Linked DNA regions of Homo sapiens: region 2 is linked to region 1. A link is an interaction called in ENCODE POLR2A ChIA-PET data of the cell type or tissue named here. Cell type or tissue: HepG2. All regions are shown on one strand. Links, peaks and the distances in the headings refer to the core of each region. The heading gives the core; the rest is flanking DNA. Region 1 holds the start of LINC01430 (long intergenic non-protein coding RNA 1430). Region 2 overlaps HNF4A (hepatocyte nuclear factor 4 alpha).

Region 1 (4,386 bases), core at 210-4,209:
CTGAACAACTCTTCTCTGCCAGGCACAGTGCTGGGTGCTAGGGATTCAGTAGAGAAAAGATGATCCCGATATCTGCCCTCCTGTGGCTCATGAGTGGATGGGGACACAGGCAAACACACGGGCACACATGATGTAGTGATCTCTGTCACATGGTAAGCACAGCAGCTGGGGTGGGGACTGTGGTAAATGAAGGAACACCAACCCAGATATTCAGGAGGGATGTGAGCAGAAACTGTCCTCAGAGCAAACAGGAAGAGAGAGGACTTCAACCAGAGAAGGAGGTGGTGTTGTAGACTGTGTTCCAGGTAGCGGGAACAGCCAGTGCAAAGGTCCAGGGGTCAGGGGAGAGAGCCAGCATCCAGCACATCTGGTGAAGCAAAACAAGTTCTGTATGGGTTGGTATAGAGTTGGGGGTGGGGGGCGGTAGAAGGCAGAGTGGCCAGACTGTGGCCAGATGACTGAGAACCTAGTAAACCATGTCAAGGAGTTTGAACTTTATCCTGAGGGCAAAGGGGAGCCAGGGAAGGGTTTTAAGGGGCAGCAGAGTGGCACAATCTGCTTGGTAGTTTGGAAAGATGCCTCTGGCTCCTGTGTACGGGTTTGGAAGGAGGAGAGACAAGAGACAAGTCTGGAACAAGATCCCAGGTGAGAGAAGAGGCCTGAGTGAATGGGAGGTGGGCCCCAGAGAGACATTTCATTTACAGTGTGGGGAATGGACAGGGAGTTGGTGGCAGTGTGGGTTATACTGGTAACCTAGGAGCCCAGGACTCCTAGATTTTATGATTCTAAAATTCTTGGCCAGGCACAGTGGCTCATGCCTGTAATCCCAGTACTTTGCGAGGCCAAGGTGGGCAGATCACTTGAGGTCAGGAGTTTGAGACCAGCCTGGCCAACATTGTGAAACCCCGTCTCCACCAAAAACACAAAACAATTAGCCGGGCCTGGTAGTACATGCCTGTGATCCCTGCGACTCGGGAGGCTGAGGCAGGAGGATCCCTTGAACCCAGGAGGTGGAAGTTGCCCTGAGCCGAGATCGCGCCACTGCACTCCAGCCTGGTTGACAGATTGAGACTCCTTCTCAAAAAATAAAATAAAGTAAAATTCTCTGATTCTGTGTTCAACACTCCATCATTCTTCAACACAAAATGTTCAATGATATCACCATATGTGTAGGATGCCCAACCTTACCGCCCTCCATCCCTCCTTTCTGAGCTTCAGTTTTCCTTGTTTACAAAGTGAGGATCATTAACACTGTCCTTGCAAAGCAGCCGTGGGAGTGGGAGACGGTGTGTACTCAGCATCTGCACAGAAATGTGGTCCATCATGGCAGGCGTGTTTGTCTGGAAGTGCTCAACACACAGGCACTGTCAGGAAAGAGCCGGGTGTTGAGAGAACAAGACATCAGCAGGGAAGAGCAGGGCAGGCAAGGAAGAGCCTGGTCCTTGTCTGCTCCTGGAGACCTGGGCTGCTCTGGCCTCCCGGCTTCTGCCTGGGCATCTGATACCCAGATTTGGTTGTTTGCTTCCGGGTACCGACAAGTTTACATGTTGTTTGTGGAATTCCCCATTTCTGCAGCTGGCCAGAAACTCCCCTTTCCTGGTCTTAAACTCCCCCAAGGGCTACAGACACCAGCTGGGGGTAGCCAGGCAAGATCTGGTCTTCCCTGGACTGATCTAAGCCAGATCAAGTCCCAACCTGCTCACACTCTAGCGCCCCCTCTAGGTCACACTATAGGCATTCCCTTCTTAGACAACTAACTGTCCATTGGCTCCAGCAAGAGCAAGTCTTTGGAGACAGAACCCTCACTCCTCTCCCCAAAACACATGGTCTCCTGAACCACACCCAAGGTTTATGTGTCTCCTGCATTCTAATTTGCTTCTCACCAATGGTTCAGTTTTAATTCAGTCCAATCCACAAAACATCCATTGAAGCCGGGCATGGTGGCTCACACCTGTAATCCCAGCACTTTGGGAGGCCGAGACAGGTGGATCACTTGAGGCCAGGAGTTTAAGACCAGCCTGGCCAACATGGTCAAACCCCATCTCTACTAAAAACACAAAAATTAGCAGGGCGTAGTGGCGGGTGCCTGTAATCCCAGCTATTCGGGAGGCTGCAGTGGGAGAATCGCTTGAACCCGGGAGACAGAGGTTGCAGTGAGCTGAGATAGCTACACTGCACTCCAGCCTGGGTGACAGAACAAGACTCCACCTCAAAAAATAAAATAAAATAAAATAAAATAAATTGAACAACATAACTGTGACAGGCTTACCCGTTGCTTGGAGAAAGAGATGGGAGGCCAGCAGTGGTGGGCCTGAAGCTGCCAGTGCTTAGTGGATCAGGGTTGGGCTTAGGGTGTGAGGCCAGAGAGCTCAGTTCATTTCTTTGCACACAGTAGGGGCTCTGTAAACACCCGTGAAATTAAATCAAATTAGGAGTTTAAGTGACACAAGCTAGCATGTGCACCAACTATTTCCGGAAGGCGATGAGAGACCGGAGAGTGAGATGGCTTTCGGGGTGGGTGTTGGGGGGCTGGGTAGCTGGGGTCGGGGTGGGAGGAAGACCTACTTCTCATTTTATGCCCTTTTGTACCTTTTGAAATGTTTTACTTTCACCACATGCACACAGAGCAGAATCAATCAAACAAACAATCACAATTAAATAAACAATGCAGGGAGCCAGGCTGTCTCAGAGCTCCATGGCTTCATGCCTGCTCTTCCTGCTGGTGAGATACTGTTTCCCAGCTTTCTCCAACTGGGGAAGTACACGTCCTCCAAGAAGTACACAAATGTCCTGTCTTCTGGGGCCTGTTCCTGCCTCCCTGTGATGGTTCTTCTCTGCTTACCCACCTCATCCACACACGAGTGGTCCAATCTCCAACCCTGTCTGTCCTGCTCTGTGGCCTGGAGGCACCTGTGCCTTCTGACATCACAATACATTCAGCCAAGGGGAGGAATCGGCAGAGATAAAAGGGCAGGATGAGGGAGAACTGGGCATGTTTATGCCACCCCCAGCTCCCTCCCTGTTTTGCCTTAATTTTGGCAGTGGCTGAATTTCTCCATGGTCTTAACTCCTGTCTTAGCCTCACTTATATGGCTCCAGCTATCTCTGGGTCAAGTAACACCATTCTCTCTCTCACCTCTTTGGCCTTGGGGTGCTAACAGCTCCCCACTGTTGCCAGTCCCTGCATGCCTCACCTCTGCAAACACTTCCTTCATTAAGTTTGCTTCAGTTAAGCCAGTGGTTCACAATCTGGGGTGACTTTGCCCCCAGGGGACATTCGGTGATGTCTGGAGACACTTTAGGTTGTCATGACTGGTAGAGAAGATGCTACTGGCAGAGGCAACAGATAGTGCTAACCATCCTACTCCGCACAGGACATCCCCCACAACAGAATTAGCCAGCCCCAAATATCAATAGCACGGAGACTTTGGGTCTCCCACTGCTCCCTGCCTGAAGCCCGACAGTTCATGGCTGGGATTCTGGACTCCTGCTGGCCTCTCTGCTTTGTGGTGTGATCTGCCAGTTTCCACACCTGCTGTTGATCTCCTCTTAGTGACACAGAGATGAAAAGACCCCATCCTTGCCCTCAAGCTGGCCATAGTGCAGTGGAGAGAGACCCTGGTGAGCGGGGTTCCCCAGCAGCCTCGAGTCCTTGAGGGCAAAGTCTCTTTGTCAGTCACCACGTAGCCCCAGTAGTAGGAGAGCAGCAGACATTTGCCAATTGAAACAAAAGGTCCTTTAAAAATATCTTAAAACAAGGCCAGGCTCAGTGGCTCACGCCTGTAATCCCAGCATTTTGGGAGGCCAAGGTGGGTGGATCACCTGAGGTCAGGAGTTTGAAACCAGACTGGCCAACATGGTGAAACCCTGTCTCTACTAAAAATACCAAAAAAAAAAAAAATTATCTGGGCATGGTGGTGAGCGCCTGTAATCCCAAGCCACTACTCGGGAGGCTGAGGCAGGGAGAACTGCTTGAATCTGGGAGGTGGAGGTTGCAGTGGGCTGAGATTGCGCCACTGCACTCCAACCTGGGTGACAGAGCAAGACTCTGTCCCCCCCACCCCCCCCAAAAAAAAGTCTTAAAACAGACAGAAGGTTAGGCTCAATGGCTAAACAAGACCCAGGAAACCCTGGTGAGTTTCCCTGTAACAAAAGTTCCAAGGAAACCACAATCAGGCAAAGATGTACCAAATGAATGAATTCTAGTCCCAGGGGTATGGGTGGGTGAGTGGGACAGAAGACAACTATGAGCATCCCGTCTCTAAAATGGTTATAATGGTAGAACCCACCTCCTAAGATTGAATGAGATTAAATTTAATGAAAATCACTTACAGTGTTACCTAGGGCATAGTGAGCACCAGATAAACAGTATCCACCAGCTACCTG
Region 2 (4,386 bases), core at 231-4,230, 80 kb before region 1:
TTTTTTTTGAGACATAAATATATATATATATGTGTGTGTGTGTGTGTGTGTGTGTATACATATATGTGTGTGTGTGTGTATATACATATATATATATATATATATTTTTTTTTTTTTTTTTTTTTTTTGAGACAGGGTCTCACTCTGTGGCCCAGGCTGGAGTGCGGTGGTACCATCTTGGCTCATCACAACCTCCACCTCCTGGGTTCAAACAATTCTCGTGCCTCAGCTTCCTGAGTGGCTGGGATTACAGGTTTGCATTACCACACCCAGCTAATTTTTATATTTTTAGTAGAGATGGGATTTTGCCATGTTGGCCAGGCTGGTGTCGAACTCATGACCTCAAGTGATCCACCTGCCTCGGCCTCCCAAAGTGCTGGGATTATAAGTGTGAGCCACCAGGCCCTGCCAGGAAGATGGGTTTTATTTGAACCACTGGGCCCTACTGGGATGGGTAGAATTTTCTGTATCATTCTGGGATCCACATCCTCCTCTGAAAATGGGGTTAATAATGCTAGTTCTATTTACCCCTCAGGGTAGCTCTGCTGCTCAAGGGGATAGAGGCAAGAGTGTCCTGCAAACTGCAAAAAGTTCCTTGAATGTAAAATGTTAGTATGTATTGTTAATGATATTGACCAAAGCTACATTACCATGTTACAGTGAAGATTAATTGAAACAGTGCATGGAAAGACCTTGGTTCACATACAGACAAAGTCAGCTGTGAGTAATAGCCATAATAGTAATGTGGTTATGCAATTTAAAATATTGATTTATCTCCAAATTGGGATATAGTTGTATAGGATCTTTCTTACTAGCAAGTTAACACATTACGTCTATAACTAAAAAATCAAGAAGTCTTGATTTCTTGAGAAGTCAGTATAACCATGATGTTTAGAAATACAAACAAGAGGCTGGGCACGGTGGCTCACGCCTGTAATCCCAGCACTTTGGGAGGCCGAGGCGGGCAGATCACAAGGTCAGGAGTTCGAGACCAGCCTGGCCAACATGGTGAAACCCTGTCTCTACTAATAATACCAAAAAAATTAGCTGGGCATAGTGGCGGGCACCTGTAATCCCTGCTACTGTGGAGGCTGAGGCAGGAGAATCTCTTGAATGTGGGAGGTGGAGGTTTCAGTGAGCTGAGATCACGCCATTGCATTCCAGCCTGGGCAACAAGAGCAAAACTCCATCTCAAAAAAAAAAAAAAAAAAAAAAAAAAAAACTGGGCCGGCCACAGTGGCTCAAAATGCTGTAATCCTGGCATTTTGGGAGGATGAGTGGGGGGATCGTTTGAACCCAGGAGGTCGAGGCTGTAGTGAACAAACATCATGCCACTGCACTCCAGCTTGGATGATAGACTGAGACCCTGCCTCAAAAAAAGAGAAAGGAAAATAAATAAATAAATGAAAATTTAAAAGGAAAAGAAAATATTTAAACGCTATTTCAAACAATCTCAAATGTACCTGGAAACAGTTGGGACAGGAAGTCATGAAGGGAATGGGGCAGAGTTAGAGAAGGTCAGAGTACAGCCATGTTTCACATCCCAGCTGAAACTCCTCCAACAGCTTTGTATCGCCCTTCAAATACAACCTGAGCTCTTTTTCTTTCTTTCTTTCTTTTGTTTTTCTGAGTTGGAGTCTCACTCTGTCATCCAGGCTAGAGTGCAGTGGCATGATCTTGGCTCACTGCAACCTCCGCCTCCCAAGAAGCTGGGATTACAGGCGCGTGTCACCATGCCCAGCAATTTTTGTATTTTTAATAGAGTCAGGGTTTTACCATGTTGCCAGGCTGGTCTCAAACTCCTGACCTCAAGCGATTTGTCCACCTTGGCCTCCCGTGAGCCGCCGCGCCCGGCCCTGGGCTCTTTTCTTTGACCAAAAGGCTCTCACAGGCTCTGACTCTTGTCTGATGGTCTCTCGTCTTTCTCCCTTTGGTCACTGCAGTCAGCCACACTGGACTTTTGTTTTTTTTGTTTGTTTGTTTGTTTTGCGACGGAGTCTCACTCTTTCACCCAGGCTGGAGTGCGGTGGCGCGATCTCGGCTCACTGCAAGCTCCGCCTCCCGGGTTCACGCCATTCTCCCGCCTCAGCCCCCCCAAGTAGCTGGGACTACAGGCGCCCGCCACTGCGCCCGGCTAATTTTTTGTATTTTTAGTAGAGACGGGGTTTCACCGTGTTAGCCAGGATGGTCTCGATCTCCTGACCTTGTGACCTGCCCGCCTCGGCCTCCCGAAGTGCTGGGATTACAGGCGTGAGCCACAACGCCCAGCCACACTGGCCTTTTGACAATCCTTCAATCACGCCAAGCACACTCCTGCCATTGGGCCTTTGTACTTGCTGTTCTCTCTGCCAGGAATGCCTCTTCCCCAGATCTTTGCATAGCTGATTTCTTCTCATTGTCAGGGCCTTAGTTCAAATGTCCTCCACTCAGAGCAGCCTCCCTTGAACACCCAAATCTAAGCCTGCCCCACCTCCATCCCTTGATAGCAATTCCATTATCCTCTACAGCGCTGAAATTACGTATTCCTTGATCTGTTTATCATCTGTCTCCTTCACAGAAGTTCCATGACAGCAGGGAGTTAGGCTGTCTTGTCCCCTGCTGTATCCCCAGCATGTAGAACAGTGCTTGACACACAGTAGGCGCCCCATAAGTATTTGCGGAATGAGCAAATACAGATGGGGACAGCTGAGTCAGTAGGGTGAGCAGCTGGATGGGCCAGTAGTGGAGGGAGGAAACGGCAGCCTCTGCCTGGGCCTTGCCCTGGGTAAACAGACCTCTCTCTCCCCAGACAGCCACTGTTTGACGACTGTCTGCCATGGGCCTGGCTGAGCCTGGGCCGCCAAACTGCCAACGCCTCTGTATTCTCTGGGACAAGCAGTGGAGGCAGCCATACCTCCAGCAGAGTTTGTGAAGGAGCAGGTCAGAAAGTTGTCAAAACAGGCATGACGAAGGGCAGAGGAGGTGGGGAGACAGGGAGAGAGCAGGCGGCCCTGCCCTGGGCAGAGCCAGAGAAACTGGAGGGAGGCCTGGGTGCTCCCCTGGGCAGCTTCCCAGGCAAACCCAGCTGCCTGCAGGGCTCAGCGCTGGGAGCAGGTTGTGGTCCCAGCTCTAGCCCTGACACACACAGGATCTCAGGTACTTGACATTTGTAGGCCTTAGCTTCCTTACTTGTAAGTTAGAGGCTATGGGCAGATTAGTGGCTTTCAAACAATTTTTTTTGTTGTTGCTTTTTGTTTTTGAGACGGAGTCTCAATCTTGTCGCCGAGGCTGGAATGCAATGGTTCGATCTGGGCTCACTGCAATCTCCGCCTCCCAGGTTCAAGTAATTCTCCTGCCTCAGCCTCTGGAGTAGCTGGGATTACAGGCGCGTGCCACTACTGCCCAGCTAATTTTTGTATTTTTAGTAGAGACGGGGTTTCGCCATGTTGGCCAGGCTGGTCTTGAACACAGCAAGATTCTGTCTCTACAAAAAATACAAAAATTAGAGGCTGGGCCCGGTGGCTCACACCTGTAATCCCAGCACTTTGGGAGGTGGAGGTGGGCAGATCACTTGAGGTCAGGAATTCGAGATCAGCTTGGCCAACAGTGGGAAATCCCATCTCTACTAAAAATGCAAAAATTAGCCAGGCATGCTGGAGCACGCCTGTAATCCCAGCTACTTAGGAGGCTGGGGCAGGAGAATCTCTTGAACCCAGGAGGTGGAGATTGCCGTGAGCCAAGATCGCCACTGCACTCCAGCCTGGGCGACAGAGCAAGACCCTGTCAAAAAAATAAATTAAAGAAAATCCCAACTTTCACCTCCTTTAAAAAAAGTGAAGGTCTAGCAACACTGATACCTATGAGACAACAGTCTCCTGGAGCCACTTTAGATTCTCATGCTTCCTCTAATTTGCCGTAGTCCCCACTATTCCTTAGTGTCCCCATACGGAAACTTATTAATGAACATAAATCACCATGTTTGCTGTATTGTTTTTCTTAGAGGAACGTGTGAACTTTGCTCACACCCTATCTGTTCCATTTATTTCAGTTACTTCTCTGGGTATTGAGGGCACTTGAGTGTGGGACCCCTGATCACTGAGACCAAAGCAGAGTTCATTTATTTGCACGAGCAATCTTCTATTTCATAGATTTACCATGTTTTTAAGTGACTACAAGAAAAGTTTAAATTATGTCTGTGGCTCACATTCTATTTCTATTGGCCAGCACTGGCCGGGTCCCTCAGATTCTATAGCAGTGTACGTGTGCTTGCTGCTAACTCATTCTGCCTCCATTTTCCATTCTTGCGTAGACCAATCCCAGTCAAATCTCTTGGGCTGGTGTCTTCTCCCCACCCCACAGTTATCTTTGGTGCCTCCACCCTGGTTAGCTGGCCACCTGTCTGTCCAG

The links. Peaks named below come from ENCODE experiments on the same cell type or tissue, not always from the same donor. Only the 100,000 strongest peaks of a DNase experiment are listed, where the experiment ranks them.
Region 2: POLR2A ChIA-PET joins it to region 1 with 6 read pairs; 6 of 35 experiments call an interaction of 5 or more read pairs at or near these places.

What each region holds. Positions count from the first base shown.
Region 1 is chr20:44,447,691-44,452,076 of GRCh38, forward strand. LINC01430 (long intergenic non-protein coding RNA 1430) reads right to left here and starts at 2,867. Exons shown (of 3, transcript NR_109893.1): 1 at 2,847-2,867; 2 at 2,270-2,400; 3 at 1,087-1,364. LINC01620 (long intergenic non-protein coding RNA 1620) reads right to left here. Exons shown (of 3, transcript NR_132343.1): 3 at 4,294-4,386. In HepG2, for the core only: a CTCF peak has its summit at 1,719 (motif pointing left); DNase peaks (open chromatin) are centred at 1,721 and 3,622; H3K4me3 peaks cover 428 bases.
Region 2 is chr20:44,368,057-44,372,442 of GRCh38, forward strand. The region is part of intron 1 of HNF4A (hepatocyte nuclear factor 4 alpha); the gene reads left to right. The region is part of intron 2 of HNF4A-AS1 (HNF4A antisense RNA 1); the gene reads right to left. Among named protein-coding and RNA genes, the nearest start is that of HNF4A, 15 kb to the left of the region's middle. In HepG2, for the core only: no CTCF peak of the experiment used is centred there; DNase peaks (open chromatin) are centred at 2,372 and 2,725.